Regions from separate parts of the Homo sapiens genome. Here region 1 is linked to region 2. Evidence: read pairs that join two places in POLR2A ChIA-PET (ENCODE). Cell type or tissue: MCF 10A. All regions are shown on one strand. Each heading gives the region's core, and the rest is flanking DNA. Links, peaks and the distances in the headings are about the cores only. Region 1 overlaps LOC105372190 (a long non-coding RNA gene). Region 2 overlaps LOC105372190 (a long non-coding RNA gene).

Region 1 (8,745 bases), core at 2,150-7,149, 54 kb before region 2:
CATTGCCAAAGAATCCAACCTGAATCTGACCAAGTGTTTGTTCCAATCTACCAATTTACTGGAAATACAGAAAGAAGGGAAATGTTTTAGGTAACACCACAGTGATGCAATGAGTAGAGTCCAGGCTGATGGAAATTCTACAGAACAATCTGGTTTCTTCAACACATAAGTTGTGAGCAATTGCAAAACAAAACGAAGTAAAACAGAAAAAAAGAGGTGTTACTATGGTTTGAAAAAAGACATCAGATAATTATCTTTATTTGGCTGTTGACCCAAGCGAACAATATAAAATTAATTTTTCCACTTGGAAAAATTTATATACTGCCTGGATATTTAGCAGGATTATGGAATGAGTTAATATTAATTTTGGAAGGATAATAATATTTTGCTTGTTTATTTGAGTCCTTATTTTTTGAAGATACAACAGTAATATTCAAGGACAAAATGATACGATGTTTGAAATTGAGTTTAAAGTATCTGAGGAAGGGGCAGAGTAGGTGGGGGTATAATTTGTTAGGTGGCAGAATTCTATATAGAGCCTCCCATTCCTGCCCAGCCAGAGATCTTAAAGGGCATGGATAGAGAAAGCAAGTGATTGGAAGAGTCCAGGTTAATGTCAAGTGGAGGAGGACGGTGCTTACTTATACTTTCATCTGGCTATATAAATGTCCGTTTATATCTATTAAACACAAGCTCTTCCACCATGCGGTAAATTGGATTTTGGTCCCCAGCACCAGTATGGTGTTAGGAACTGCTATTTCCTTTTGTTTCTGGATTTTCTTACAACTTGAGAACTGGCCTTTATTTTCATTCATGTTGTTTTGTCAGTAACGCAAAAATGATTTAACTTTGAACTTATTTCAATTTGTCAGATTTTTTTTTTCTTTTAGCCAACTTTATCAAATTCCAAAATTCCTTCTTCAGCCCCAGGTCATGAACTTTTGCTAACTTCTGCTTCCCTTAGTAATTAAAATTTTTCTTATAGGGAACATTGGGTTTATATTTACACCACCTGGCAAATTGACACCTGTATAATTCATAGGCACTAAAAAGGACAGACGCCCTCAAAACTGCCTGGCTTGTCTAGCTGTCTCTGGTTGGTTTGCTCTCTCACTCTCTGAAATAGTCATTTCAACTGTTAAAAACTTTCTAACCTCTAACCTTCCCTCCTCCACCTTGAATCTCAGTAGATCACTGCTCTTGTTACTTAACATGAAAAAAGAACTTATTAGATAGAAGTTCTGTCAAATTTCCTGCATGTATAAATAAATCTAAATATTTGGCACCCATCTTCTCCCCATCTATTGTGCTGCTTCTATTGGTAAACAATGGAAAACAATACCTCCTCTAGGAATAACTCTATTCATGCTTTCTTAATAAACTTACTCTACTGATTATTTTTACTTTCTATTTTCAGCTTTTCTCTCCCTATTTAGTCTTCCCATCCCTATAGAAATGTGATTTAGTTTCTCCTATGTTAAAAATGAAATGAAACAAGAATAATTCTATTGGGAGATTATAAGGATCACACTATCTAGTTTCATCTAATCAGAGTCCAACCTTTTTAAAGAAATACTCTTATGTAACAGTTCGTGGTCTCACTTCCATCTCCTCTGGCTCTGCACCTCTACTCAACTGAATCTGCTGCTTCCATGGGCCCAAATAACACCTGGTTCCACAAAGTCAGTGGGTGACTTTCTGACTTGGCTTTTTCATCATCTTCAGCACAGCTGAACGCTCTCCTCCTTTTGACACTGTATTCCCTCTGCCTCCCCTTCTCCTCCACCTCTCTCTCTCTCTCTCTCTCTCTCTCTCAGCTGGGCATTCCTTATTCTCCATTGACATCAGGTTTGACTCTGATTAGATAAAGCTAGATAGTGTGATCTTTATAATGTCCAGGGAGAGTTATTAATGTCTCGCTTTTATTTATTTATTTATTTATTTATTTATTTATTTATTTATTTATTTGAAACGGAGTCTTGCTCTGTGGCCCAGGCTGGAGTGCAGTGGCTCGATCTCAGCTCACTGCAAGCTCTGCCTCCCAGATTCACGCCATTCTCCTGCCTCAGCCTCCCGAGCAGCTGGGACTACAGGCGCCCGCCACCACGCCCAGCTATTTTTTTTTGTATTTTTAGTAGAGACGGGGTTTCACCGTGTTAGCCAGGATGGTCTGGATCTCCTGACCTCGTGATCCGCCCGCCTCAGCCTCCCAAAGTGCCGGGATTACAGGCGTGAGCCACCGCGCCCGGCCCTCACTTTTATTTTTTTATTTTTATTTTTTATTTTACTTTAAGTTCTCAGAAACATATGCAAAACATGCAGGTTTGTTACACAGGTAAACATGTGCCATGGTAGTTTGCTGTACCTATCAACCCGTCATTTAGGTTTTAAACCTCGCATGCATTAGGTATTTGTCCTAATGCTCTCCCTCCCTTTGCCTTTCACCGCCCAACAGGCCCTGGTGTGTGATTTTTCCCTCCCTGTGTCCATGTGTTCTCGTTGTTCAGCTCCCACTTATGAGCGAGAACATGCAGTGTTTGGTTTTCTGTTCCTGTGTTAGTTTGCTGAGAATGATGGGTTCCAGCTTCATCCATGTCCTTGCAAAGGGCATGAATTCCTTCTTTTTTATGGCTGCACAGTATTCCATGGTGTTATGTGCCACATTTTCTTTATCCAGTCTATCATTGATGGGCATTTGGGTTGGTTCCAAGTCTTTGCTATTGTAAATAGTGCTGCAATAAACATACGTGTGCATGTGTCTTATGGTAGAATGTCCTTCTCAGTCAGTTCTTTGAACATTGGTGTTCCAGTTTCGGTTCCAAGCCACCTTTTCTTATATGACTCTTTTCCTAAGCAAACTCATACACACCTGTAACCACAATGACTAATACCCAGAGTGTTGCGACTTTGTGTCTCCTGCTGAGATTTTGATTCTGAGCTCTGGGTCGGTATTTCCAATGCATGTCTAATGACGCCCTTAGAAGCATCTCCCTCTCAGCATCTGGAAACTGAACCCATGCTTTTTCCCTCACACAGGGAAGGCCCTCCAGAGATCTCCCCACATACTTCTCTAGCTCCTTTCTTCATCACCTCATCACATTGTCTTATTAGTTAAAAAGAGTCTCCCCAGATTCATTCATATATAGTAATTATTACTGTAATTGGGAAATATCTATACAAATGGAAATTGATTTTTTTTCTGTTAAAACAGGAACATATTGATATCTTTATGCTTTACTGGGATGATAGAGATTCCATTTTATTTCAATTAAATGTGATTTATGTCATTCAGGAAATGATGCATTGCACCTAGCTAACATTAATCATAAAGGACTATGTTCTTATCTTTGGAATTCACAAATGAGACACATCTTATTTTCTGAATTGATTTCTTCCATTAGTCACCTAATATAGCCAGGAGCTACATTAATTTCACCTCTACCTCTGAGGAGAATGACAAAAAAAAAAAAAAAAGTGCCAGCCTGGGGCTTTTGTACATGACACCTTAGAAAATTCCTGAAGGTCAAAATCCATTTCTTTGCTTCCAAATAATTGAGGGTGGATAAAAGCAAACTCCTGCCAGTTAACCAGTGAGAAAATCAAGATGTTCAAAAAACGTGCACACTAATAGACTTCCAAAGTGGTTGAGGATGGAAGAAAAGACAGTAAGAAGAAAAACAAAATTGAAATTTACTACACGCTACTTCTAATTGAATGTGGATTGATTAAGTTGTAATGAAAATAAAACTGCATTGGGGGCATCATCATATCTGAATTTGAGTCCCAGCTTTGTCATTAAAACCACAGCTCTGCTAAATCATCTGGCAATGCCGTGCCTCAGTTTCTCCAACTGTGAAGTGATGATCAAATGCCTCACTGACAATTCACATATGTGAAAGTATTCTGAATGTGTCATAAAACTGCAGGCTCATATTCTTTATAAAGGTCCACAAATTTCCAGGCCATCAAATAATCTGATTGAGCTTTACTCTAGCTTTTGTTTTTAAAACTTCTAGATCTGAGAAACCCTCTCTCCGGGTACCCTGATGGAATCCACAGAGTGATCCAAACCCCCCTGAATTCCTGGTGTACTGGCAGTGTTAGCCAAGGCAAACAAACAAACGCGCAAAGCCAGCCCGGGCCTTCTGTAATTGCCTTGTGGGATTGTGTAACAGGATTTTCTTCCAAGGCATCCATTTATTTTCCTTTGGCATTCTACCTTCACATTTTTGTTCCTATAGTTTCACTTAATACAAAGATCTGCTACGCGATACTTAGAAAAAAGGTGTTTATTTTTTCCTTGTTGAATATTTTCTATAAAAATTATACAGGACAAAATTCATGTTAATTAAATAAACTTTAAAGACATAACAATGGGGTTTTAGCCCCTCTGTGTGTTTCACTGAGACAGTTTCATGTTATTGGTTCTACTCTTTTTGTCACAATTCCTCAACCTTTCCCTTTCTCCATCCCCTCCTATCCTCCTTCCCTGAGGTGGAGGTGGTCCAGGCAGGCCCTGCCATCCCCTCTCTGGTGAGAAGGGCCGGGCTCTCTCGGAGGCTCTGGTAGCTGATGATGCGATGATTTCCTCAGCAGCCTCTGTTCTCCAGGTGCCGCCTTGAGTTACCTTATCTCAACCTGCCATTTTTTGTATGTGGCAGCTTTCAATTGGTGAAGAATCCTGAAAAACAGTTCCTAGAATATGAAACTTCCCTAGAAGATAGACAGTAATATTACAAGACCAGAACAGTCCAACCTTTCAGCAATTCTCTTTGATGGATCTATCTTCATCAATCAATTTATAAATCCATTTAATAAGGAGAATAATTATACATTTTGCTCACCGGCTCATACATTTTTCTGCTTCATAAACAAATACTTCAAGCTGCTAAACATGAGTAGTTTGTGTCTGTGTTTTTGCTGCCGAAATTAAATATTTATATTTTAGCATTATTTGGTCACCTAATAAAATTATAGCCTGTTTATTATCTAATTATTTGGTGGAAAATAGATCTTTAGTGTTCCACAGACATTTCAAATATATGCTACATAATTAAAAAACAACCATCCAAACATATGCTGCATGATCTTTCAGAAGACAGTCATCCAAATGCATGCTACACGATCCTTTTAAACACAAATGCCTAATACATACATACAATTGTTCAAGCTTACTTTTAAGAAATAAGAATTAAATGTAACAGATACATTTTGTCCACAAAATGGTGCAGATTAATAAGAATACAATAATAATGTCAAGAACGATGTGGGGAAATGGGAATCTTTTGTACTGCTAGTAGGCATCTAAGTTTGCACAAACTTTGTGAAAGCAATTTGTCAATATTTATCAAACACCTATACCCCTTGACTCAGCAATTCTGCTTTTAGGAAACTATCCCAAGGAAATAATTGAAGATGTTTATACAACAAAGCAGCTACAAGGAGAGCACTGCAATCTTTTTATGTTAGGCAAAAATGAAAATGATCAAACAGATGACTGGTTAAAGAAGCATGGCACAGTTGTACAATATGCCCATGAAAATGTGGGGATAGAAATACATTTTCTGACTTGGCAGGATATTCACGATACACTATTAAATACAAAGATAAGACATAAAACAGCCCAGGCAGCATTTTTGTATTTTTATATACAGAAGTGGTTTTCTCTGGGAGGGTGGATGACGGGTGACTTTTTTCTTACCTTGTTTTTATTTACATACCTGTAAATAAATTGTTTTTAAACAATAAAAACATGATTGTTTTGTAGTTAATTGGTAGTAAAATATATGTCTTTACTACACTGAAATAACATTTTTCTATGTTCCATAATGGAAAAACTCATCCATCTCTCTCTCTTCCTGATTTCTTTTCAAAGGGCAGTTCAGCGGCAGAGCTGGCTAGTGGCAGAAGTTCATGTCCTTGCAATTTGTCCATTATTTTATCAGGAATTTTATATTTTATTCTATCATTATTTTACAGGAATACAGTTCATTGATTACCTCATTTTCTTAATGTATGCAGAAATTGAGAAAGAAAAAGGAAGAGATGAGAATAGACCATGTATAATATTCAAAACAGGGAAAATCAGAGATTTGTCTAATATCCAAAGTTTTTCTTTATATGCACTGAGGAAAATGCTAAAATACCAAATACTTTCCTAAGTTGAATTTGTCTTAACAGTATACATACATAATAATCACCCATTCAATGAGCAGAAAAATCTTATGAAGATAAACGTCTAAGCAAGGTCATTGCATTTTTTTTCTCACTCAGTAGCTTCAAATGTTGAAATAGGTATTTGTGTTAGAAAGCTTTACCCTTTCACTGTATTTAAATTTCATTAAATTATGTAAAATCATTTATAGTCTTTGGCATTAAACTTGCTGAATCATTTTTTGGCTTATTTTGGGCAGTGTGTGAGGTTTTTCTTTAACCAGCCTGTCTTAGTAACATTGTTGAGGGAGTTCTTTCAGGTAATTTAGTTTCTTAATAAATTATAGAAGTTCCCTCCTCACAAATAAGTATAAGTGACATTTATTTTGATCATTTTTTATCTCTGATATCAGAGATAGTCTATTTTTCTGCTTATATCTATGAGATATTTCTAGAACGTTGAATGAACCACTTTATTTATTTATTTATTTATTTATTTATTTATTTATTTATTTATTTTGAGACAGGGTCTCTCTCTGTTGCCCAGGCTGAAGTGCAGTGGCCTGATCACAGCTCACTGCAACCTGAAACCCCTGGGCTCAAGCAATCCTTCTGCCTCAGCCCTCTGAGTAGCTGAGACTGATATTTATTTTTGAATTTTTTGTAGAGAGAGAGTCTTGCTATTTGCCCAGTTTGGTCTCTAACTCATGGCCTCAAATGATCCTCCTTCCTTGGCCTCCCAAAGCATTGGGATTACAGATGTGAGCCACACATCTGGCTTGAACCACATTCTTAATTATTCACTATGTTCTTTGAATTAATTTCCAAAAATAGTTATATAATTCTTTAAGAACTCATCAGAACATTTTAACAAAGTTAAATTTCCCAAATTCAAGGAACCTTTACTTCTACAAAGTAAATTGCAAATAGAAAGAATGGTTATTGCAATTGTAAAAATAAAATAGATTCAGCATGTCTAGGACATGCAAAATGTAAAACCTAACACCATGAAAACCCTAGAAGAAAACCTAGGCAATACCATTTAGGACATAGGCACGGGCAAAGGCTTCATGACTAAAACACCAAAAGCAATGGCAACAAAAGCCAAAATAGACAAATGGGATGTAATTAAACTAAAGAACTTCTGCACAGCAAAAGAAACTATCATTAGAGTGAATAGGCAACCTATGGAATGGGAAAAAATATCTGCAATCTACCCATCTGACAAAGGGCTAATATCCAGAATCTACAAAGAACTTAAATTTACAAGAAAAAAAACAAACAACTCCATCAAAAAGTGGACAAAGAATATGAACAGACACTTCTCAAAAGAAGAAATTTATTCAGCCAACAGACACATGAAAAAAATGTTCACCGTCACTGGCCATCAGAGAAATGCAAATCAAAACCACAATGAGATACCATCTCACGCCAGTTAGAGTGGTGATCATTAAAAAGTCAGGAAACAACAGGTGCTGGAGAGGATGTGGAGAAATAGGAACACTTTTACACTGTTGGTTGGAGTGTCAATTATGTTCAACCATTGTGGAAGACAGTGTGGCGATTCCTCAGGGATCTAGAACTAGAAATACCATTTGACCCAGCGATCCCATTACTGGGTATATACCCAAAGGATCATAAATCATGCTACTATAAAGACACATGCACATGTGTGTTTACTGCGGCACTAATTACAATAGCAAAGACTTGGAACCAACCCAAATGTCCATCAGTGATGGACTGGATTAAGAAAATGTGGCACATATACACCATGGAATACTATGCAGCCCTAAAAAAGGATGAGTTCATGTCCCTTGCAGGAACATGGATGAAGCTGGAAACCATCATTCTAAGCCAACTATCACAAGGACAGAAAACCAAACACCACATGTTCTCACTCATAAGTGGGAGTTGAAGAATGTGAATACTTGGACACAGGGTGGGGAACATCACACACCGGGGCTTGTCGGGGGGGTTTGGGGACTGGGAGAGGGATAGCATTAGGAGAAATACCTAATGTAAATGATAAGTTGATAGGTGCAGCAAACAAACACGGCACAGGTATACCTATGTAACAAACCTGCACGTTGTGCACAGGCACCCTAGAACTTAAACTATATATATATATACACACACATATATATATATACACACACACACACACACACACATATATATATATATCAGAGTATGGATATACGATCACTTTAAATGAGGTGTCAGGTATTCTTCATTACAGCTGCATCAAACGCAGCTCTGATCCAAGGAAAACCAGCCAGTGCTCCATCCCCATAGGAAACCAGCTTGTGATCCCTTCCCAAACAAAGCTGCTTCTTTTCTGTACAGTGTAGCTTGAAATCTCCAGTTTCACAGTGCTCTAGATGAGCATAAAGTCCTATTGACCTTAAGTACAATAACTTACTGTCCTACAAATCTGTTGAAAAATGTGACCACCTAGGCCCTTAAATGCCAGTTGAGCTTTTCAGTCCCTTTCAGCTAAATGAGAAAGCCAAAAGCAAACTCTGTGATTCAAGGACAGTGGATGAATTTGTAAACCTCTCTAAGGAACTCAGTCATAAATCACCAAATGAA
Region 2 (8,745 bases), core at 1,419-6,418:
GTTAGCCAGGATGGTCTCCATCTCCTGACCTCTCCATCCACCCATCTCAGCCTCCCAAAGTGCTGGGATTACAGGGGTGAGCCACCGCACACGGCCCTGCCCATGGAATTTCTGTTACAGCAGCCTGAACAGACTGAGACATTCATTCCTCTTCTCATCTGCTCTGTGGCCTGAGGCAGGCTTTACTGTCTACATCACCAAGGAACCCTTACCGTCTGGTTTCCAGTTGAGTTTGGCCAATGAGAGATAGCAGAAATACATGAGAAGGTAAAAGGAGAAAGAGGTCAGGGTATTTGCTCTTCTCCCTTCCTTGCTTTCTGAGGCCACAGGCCATTTGGATCTCAACTATAGCTCTCTCTAGGTTCTGCACAAATAACACATTTCTACAGTTTCTTGTTTCTGGATTCTTTACTGTTTCTTCTCTGTTCCCTTAACTCTTTTCACAATGCTATAAGTAGTCTTATGCTTCATTCATTGCTCCTCTGGGTTAGCCATGTTCTTCTTTCTTTATAAATGACTGATGCAGAATTTGTTACCAAGAGTAGTCCTAGGAAACTGACTTCCTAAGTGGGATTCTGGGATTGTGTTGCTCATATATTTGATGAGCTCACACAGTAATATCAAGACTGCTGAAGTTTCTCTGGGTAGTGACATGAGATGGAGGGAAGAATGAAACACTCAGAGGTCAATATCCTGTGATATTTATTCACTTCATGGGTGTGTTAGTTACTCATCACTGCATAACAAATAACTGCCAAAACTTAGTGGCTTCAAGTAATAAACACTAATTATCTTACAGTTTCTATAGGGTAGGGAGTCAGGAGTGTCTTACCTGGTATTTTAGGTATTTCTGACTTACAGACTTCAATGAGGTTACAGTTGAAATGTCTGCTGGGGCTGCAGCCATCTGTCAGTTTAACTGAGGCTAAGAAATCTGCTTCGAAGATGTCCCACCTTTGTAAGTTTCTTGCTGGCTGTTGGCAAGAGGACTCAGCTCCTTACCATGTAGGCTTCTTCATAGGGGCTGGCTAAGTATTGACATGAAACTGGTTTCTCCTTGCATGTCGAGGGTAAGTGGGAAGCCACATGCTTTTTGTGGAAGTATATGATATAGAAGTCACAAACCATTGCCTCCAGCTGATTCTGAACATTAGAAGTAAGTAGCTAAGTTTAACCTACACTCAACCGGGGAGGGGTAGAGTGGGATTATGTTTTACCTTTTAAAGAGGCTAAGAATTTGTGGACATATTTTAAACCATTACAGGTGGCAATAGTGACCATAAAGTTTATGGAATGTCTGACTGTTTTTTATTGTCCTTGAAATACTACACATTTTATTGTCTGTGAAATACTACATGGTACAAAAAATTTCAATGTTCATTGCACAAATGTAGACAAACTGACCACCTTGAATGCTTGTCTCAATGCATCATGAAGAATCTGAAAGCCTCTACAATGACTTTAACAGGAGGTCTTATTTCCTGTAATTAAGGGCCAACCTGGCTGAGGATTAAATCTGTGGACTGCTTTTAAGTGTCACAAGGTTACAAGGCCAAAACAAGTGCTCAGTCCTATCATATTTTCTGTGCTAAAGTAAGGGCACTGGTTATGAAGCAGTGGGATCTGAGATGTGAGATGAGAACGTTTGAAGATAAAGGGATGAGTCTGAGACATTGAACCTCCAGTCCTCAAATCTTCCTTGTTTTTACTTAGGAAACTGTAAGAATCTTCTTTTGCATAAAAATGTTTTAATGCCTCTTCCCATAGAGGTGCTTCCTTAAGAGATGCTAATTCTTCTCAGGACCTATCCCCACTAGAGCTCATTGCCTCCTAGTGCATAAAGATAACTAAATCTTAGCATAGCTGAGAGAGAGAAGGGGAAGACCTGCTCAGGAGGAGAAAACTATTAAACTAAAGGAGTTTTGCCAATTTTAATTCTTAGGTATCTAGGAAACATATGGCAGAAGATATTATAAGAGTACTAGACAAAGGAAAACAAAATACAAGATTGGATGAAGATGAATTTATTAAAATAGATGAACTCACTCAGGATTTGGAATTTAATAAATTTGTCTCAAGCACTGGCCATAAAAAATATGTATGCTTTATGGGTTCTCTTGCCATCCCACTAAAGGGAATTAGAGAACATACACCTAGGGCTTAGAATAAAGCCTTTATTTCTGCTGACAATTCTCTTACACTTTCAAGGCAACATTTGCTTTGCTACTGAGCCCTGGTAGAGACTGACTTTCTAACAATGGACCCACAAGTGATTATATAACATGAGCTCCTTGTCAAGAACTAGACTACCAATCAAAAACTGAACTAAACATCCATGAAATCATAAATGTAGATGTAATAGCAACATTTTTAAATAAATGAAAATGATGTATAGAAAACTGGCCTGAGAAGGGAAGGTAGATATAAGCATATTGCATGAGCAGGTAGCTCAGAATCCCAATTCTGCTATTTCATCACCTCTGCAGCCTACGCTCTGGTCTCATGGGGAGTTTCCATTGACAAATTAAGAGAGCAAGAAAAAGCGCAGACATGGCTTACAAATAGGTCTACAAGATATGCTGGCACCAACCAGCTGTGGATGGCTACTACATTAGAGTGAAACTCAAGGCTGGCCATGAAATACTTTTGTGTAGAGAAGAGTAGGCATAACGTGAGGTAATTTATCTGATTGTCCACTTTGCATGACAGGTGAGGTAGAACTCTGATTTTAAACATTGATGATAGGTGGGGTGAATGGTCAGAAATTTGGAAGTAACAGAATGCAAGGCTAAGGGAATATTGGAAGAACAAAGAGGAAGTGGTGTGTTTATGAACTTCTTGTGCTAAGTCATCCATGTACTGTGCAAATGCCCCCCAGAGAATGCTCTTATTAGGTGGAGATCACCCATCCAGTGGGTATTATCCAGCCTCTTCCTCTCCTGTCTGCTCCGTGCTCTCTACCACTTGCTCAATGAGCCTTTGTCCAAAAGGGCCATGGCAACAGGAATGGAGGCTATGCATGGGCTCAACAATTAGGATTTCACATTGCCAAGGCTAATCTGGCTACTACTGTTGCTAATTACTCACACTGCCAACAACAAAGACAAAAGCTAAATTCTCAGGATGGACCCACAAGAACCAACTGGTTAGGATTATTACACTGAACTACTTCCACTGTGTGGGGGGTGGCTAATGATTCATCCTCACGAGAATAGATGTATGTCCCACATTTATATTTGCCTTCCTTCCTACATTGCTTCTACCAGCAGCACAATTTGTGGACTTACTAAATGTTTTATTCATCACGACAATGTCCCAAGCAATGTAAGCTCTGATTAAGGAGTTCTTTGCAGGGTGAAAGAAGTGTAGTAATTGGTGAAAGCCCATAAAATCTGTATGCTCCATCACTTTTAAGCAATTGATATGATCTTGAAATAATCTTCTGAAGGCTTATTTACGGCACCAGCTGGGAGGCATTAGACTGAAGGATTGGGGTCCTATAGGACGTGGTATATTTCTTAACTTCCAGCAACCAAAATGATGTCTTCTCTCCACAGCCACAATACACAGATCTTATTATTAAGATGTGGAAATGTTAGTGCTTTCTTTTATTGTTGCATGGAGAAGTGAGGGTTAACTAGCCCAAGATTAATTCCATGGAGGCTGGCCACAGAGAAAAAAAGCAGTACCCCTTCAAAGCTCTGAGGAAACTAGCTAAATGCCTAGGCAATAAATCCTATTGGAATCCATTTCCCCTTCCATCATACCAGAGAAGAGCTATTCTACCCCCAAGTCCCAACCTTGAATATTCTGGTAGTGAATCATGCTACTAGCAAACCACACGATACATCTATAGCCAGGAGGCTTGTTTCCCCAGCTACCTATTTGTGCCAGGGATAAGGCTGGTTCATCACCAGATATGAATGCTGAGCTGGCAGGATAGAGCTGGAACTACAATTCCACCACATCCTCATGCTATTATAGTCCAGCCCTTGATTATACCAGGAATGAAGCCAGTGTTTCCTATCATGCAGTTTGCTCCAACAGCCCAAATTTTAGCATCTTTCTCCCAAAGTCTAATGTCTAGTCCTGTTAAATCTCTGTACACTACCCTGGAATGCAAGATGCAATGGAGTATCCACATAATTACTACTGCTTCTCTGTATATAAATTTTCTCCAAAACACTCAGCGCTAGAAGGTTTGGCTAAACTCAACCATACATCAGAGGGCAAGGGAGCTTGAGAAATGTCTTCTGTAAAGTGCATCCTTGCAAAACACAAAGGAGGACAGAGAAGGAATGTGAAGGGGCTTATTTATAACAATCAACATAATTTCCCCCTTCAACTTCAGCATCCATTCTTGATTTGTATTTGGATGAAAATAAATTGCACATACACAACATAGATGATGCTCATATTCCTATCAGCCCACTCATCACTGTGGGGAGAAGTCTTTTCAGCCAACCCAAAGAGAAGCTAAATTGAAACGTTAGCTACCATCAATGCTTCTCCTAGAAAGGAAAGAAAAAGAAATTAGTAACAAATAATTCATAGCAAACATAATTGCCATAGTTCATGCATTGAAGCTGGCCACAGGGCTACATTAATAATCACTGATTCCTTCTCCCCTTGGCACTTGCAATATAAATATTGTAAAAGTTATGCAATATCCATTGCATAACCTACATATGAAACTTTTGCTGCCGAACCAAGAAACAGACAAGGTAGTCTCTTTCCTGGTGAAGAAATTAATCCTGGTTGTCAAGAGGAAAGAGAGTTGCTGCTAAACAGACTGGGGTGGAGGCAGGCATGGAAGAGTATATCTGAAAGCTAGGGGTTTCACTGAGATATTTCTTGATATTCTTATTTTAAATAACAATGATTAATAAGAAACTCTGATGAAGTAATAAAGAGAGTAGACTTTAAGGATTTGGAAACTGGGAATGAAGGTTTGACTCATCACCAGGTAAAATCTTTGACTAGCTGTGGTACTGGCAGAAAGTCAGGGAATATATAATGAATGAGGGAGAAGAAATCTGTGATTATTAACAGTTCTATGGCCAGCTATAATGCAGGGACCATAGCAGTTATATTTCATATGAATTATTTGTCATTCATTTCCCTTTCCTTCCTTTCTAGGAGAAGCAATGGTGGTGGCTAACATTTTGACTTAGTGTCTAGATTGGGCTGACCGAAACAACCTCACCTCACAGTGATGGGGTGTCTGATAGGAACACGAGTATTGTCTATGTTAGGTACGTGCAATTTTGCATCTGAACAAAAGTCAAGAGTGGATGCTGAGGTTGAACGGGGGTCAGAAATTATGCTGGTTATTCTACAAACACCCCTTCACTTTCCTTCTCTGTGCTTCTTTTCCTGTCTTTGTGCTTTGAGAGGATGCACTTTAGAGCAGACATTTCTCAAGCTCTCCTACCCTCTGATTTCTAGTCAAATCTAGCTCTCACTAGAGTCACTGGCAGGAAACAAGAGTTGGGATAAGAAGAACACTATGAATTTAATTTCCTTCCTTTCTTTCCTGCTGGGCTTTTTAATTTTATTTTATGCATTTTTGAGACAGAGTCTGGCTCTCTCACCCAGGCTGGAGTGCAGTGGCATGATCTCAGCTCACTGCAACTTCCACCTTCTGAGTTCAAGTGATTCTCGTCCCTCAGCCTCCCGAGTAGCTGGGACTACAGTCATGTGCCACCACGCCTGGCTAATTATTGTATTTTTAGTAGAGATGGGGTTTTGCCATGTTGGCCAGGAAGGTCTCAAACTCCTGGCCTCAAGTGATCCACCCGCCTCGGCCTCACAAAGTGCTGGATTACAGGCATGAGCCACTGCGCCCAGCCCTGGGTTTTATTGGAATGGCAGATTCATTCCTCTACATAAAGGCAGAGCTTCTTAATAGCAGTCCCTGTCCCATGGCTGCAGCTCTAGTTGGGTCTTTCCTTTGTCCATTCACATCTAGGGGTGGCCATTGGCCTCCTGCTGTTATATTCCCTGGGTTCTTTGCCATTCATTATTGGTTCCCTTAACCCCACCCACACCTCTGTAAATAGATCTTTCATTAAAAATGTCTCCATTATTTCTTTGAATGTGTCAACTATTTTCTGCTTGACTTCCATCAATATATGCTACCTGACATTGACACGAATTAATTCTAATAGGAAAAGTTTACAAAGTGAAATTCAAATTCTTTGACACTCCTTTTATTGAGAGGTAGAATTTATTTCTCCTCTTCTTTAACCTTGGCTGAATTATAACTGCTTTGACCAATAGAGAATTGTAGACATGATACTATGCAACTTCAGAAACTAGATGAGAAAGAAGTAATCCTTTTGGGCACTTGCTTTCTGGATATCCCCTGTCCAAACATTTCTTTTCAGAACTCAGCTGCCATATTGTGAGACGCTCAAGCTACCTGAAGAGGTTATTTACAGGTGATCTAGTGACAGTATCAGCTGAGATGACCTTGGCATCCTTCCAGCCCAGGCACCAGGGACTGTGTAATGTAGGAGAACAATTCATTTTGTATCTGTTACTTTTGTGCACATTGTACTCTCCAGTCACATTATACTTTTTGGTATTTCTTGGATGTGTATTGTTCTTTCTCATTTTGAATAAATATTGTCATCTTTCTGCCAATGTATTTTCCCAAGAAGCTCCTTCTTCCCACCTACCAGCATGACACCACTTTATTCTTCAGATCTGAGTTGAAAATTATTTTCCCAAGGTTGCTTTTGTTGACACTTAGGGCAAGCTTTTGTATGAATAAATATATCGATAAATAAGTGAAATCAGTAAATAATAAACAAATATGCCCATAATTAATGGAAATTTTCAATGAGTAGATGAGCATAGAAAGGTCAGGCAAATATAATCAAATGGGACTTGAGACGTAAACTTAATACTCATTATTATTTGGACGATAAAAGATTAGATTGGACAGAAGCTTATGTAAAGTAAAGGAAAAAGTAGGCTGAAGACAGAAGATAAAAGATTAGATTGGGCAGAAGCTTATATAAAGTGAGGAAAAAAGTAGGCTGATGACAGAACCTACCTGGTGAAATGCCATCATCATCTACCTTGGTTAAAAGAAGAACGACCCATGGAGAAAAACAATCAGAACTTCAGGACAGAAGTATCAAAGCAGAGTGACACAGAAATAAAAAGAGAAGAACATGTAGAGAAGGAAGAGGAAATTAACAATGTTAATACTGTTCCAGGGAAGTCCATTAATTGTGGCAATGAATGATTTTTAAATTTGGAAATTTTTCATCTGTTTTTGAAATTTTTATCACTTTGAAAATAAAGGTGGTATATATTTAAGGTATACCTCATAATGTTTTGAAGTACATATACATAGAGACAAAATTACTGCAAAAGCAAATTAACATACACATCTCCTCACATAGTTACTTTTTAAGGGGTGAGAATGCTGGAAATCTTCTTTCTTAGCAAATTTCCAGCAAAATCCCTCTATGTTCAATACACATTACAATATAATTAACTGTAGTCCTCATGTTGTACATTAGATCTCTATCCTAAAGCAACTTTGTACCTGCCCCATTCCCCCAACATTTCAACTCCTGGTAACCATCCTTCTATTTCCTGCTTCTATGTATTTGACTCTTAGATTCCACGTAAAAGTCATACCATTCAGTATTTTGTTTTCTGTTTTTATCTTATTGCACTTGACATAATGTCCTCCAGGGTCATCCATGTTGTAAATGTCAACATGGATAAATAGTATTTTAAAGACCAAATAGTATTTCGTTGTGTGTATCTATACATATCTCATATAAACTGCCTTCTAATTCTCCCAAAGCCAGGACACTTCTCTCCAGTTTCCCTGCACTATCTAGTGCATACATCATCATCTTTCCTAGGCTAAGGCCTCAGTACTGGTTTTCCCAACTCCAGTCTTGTTTTCTTCTCATTTATTCTCTGCAAGACACCAGCCATAGTGATTTTTCTCTAGATCAAAAATTATGTGTTTTAAAATCAACTGTGCTGTTAGTTGCACAACTCTGAATATATTAAAAATCATTGTACACTTTTATTGGGTGAATTGTATAGTATGTCAATTGTATTTCAATAAAGATATTACAAAAATAAGTAGTGTGGCATTTGCCAGATAATCTTGTGATAATTTTGAATGGGGTGGGGAGGAGTGAAGACTGTTTTTGGCATGAGAAGTGGAGAACAGAATGTAAGCTCCATGAACCCAAGAGTTTTTGCCTGGTTTTACAGTGTTATAGACACTCTACCGTGTTTAAAAACAGTTGCTGGCACAGAGAAGGTGCTCGGTAAATATTTGATGAATGAATAAATGAAATAATAAGAGGTAAAAGGGACCACATGAGCCAAGAGAGGACTTTTGTTATTTTAGGATGGATGAGATGAAAGTTTCTTTGTACTGAGGTAAAGTGATAGTTGGGAAGGAAAGGAGAGGAAGGAGGTCACCTCTTTGGCTTAACTCTCCCTGCAGAAACTGCAATTGCTTCACCTTTGTATTTGTGCTTGTATATTGAGAGGTGGGTAAAATAGTGATTTTTTTCAATAAAATTTTGTTAAGAGTAAGTACTAGTAATTTCTCTGTGATGGGTGGTGGTGACCTTCAGAGCCTCTCTACTGAGAATCTTTATAATTTCACCCGATTGTCTTTTCTCCTGCCAAGTATTTACTATTGAGTAAAATTTATCTTATTTATCCTAGCTTTGTGATTAAATTACCAACTTC

The links. Peaks named below come from ENCODE experiments on the same cell type or tissue, not always from the same donor. Only the 100,000 strongest peaks of a DNase experiment are listed, where the experiment ranks them.
Region 1: POLR2A ChIA-PET joins it to region 2 with 25 read pairs; 2 of 35 experiments call an interaction of 5 or more read pairs at or near these places.

The regions. Positions count from the first base shown.
Region 1 is chr18:73,664,871-73,673,615 of GRCh38, reverse strand. All of the region lies in intron 1 of LOC105372190 (a long non-coding RNA gene), which reads left to right. Among named protein-coding and RNA genes, the nearest start is that of LINC02582, 340 kb to the right of the region's middle. In MCF 10A, for the core only: no CTCF peak of the experiment used is centred there; DNase peaks (open chromatin) are centred at 2,875 and 4,125.
Region 2 is chr18:73,610,104-73,618,848 of GRCh38, reverse strand. The region is part of intron 4 of LOC105372190 (a long non-coding RNA gene); the gene reads left to right. Among named protein-coding and RNA genes, the nearest start is that of LINC02582, 290 kb to the right of the region's middle. In MCF 10A, for the core only: no CTCF peak of the experiment used is centred there; DNase peaks (open chromatin) are centred at 3,858, 4,678 and 4,938.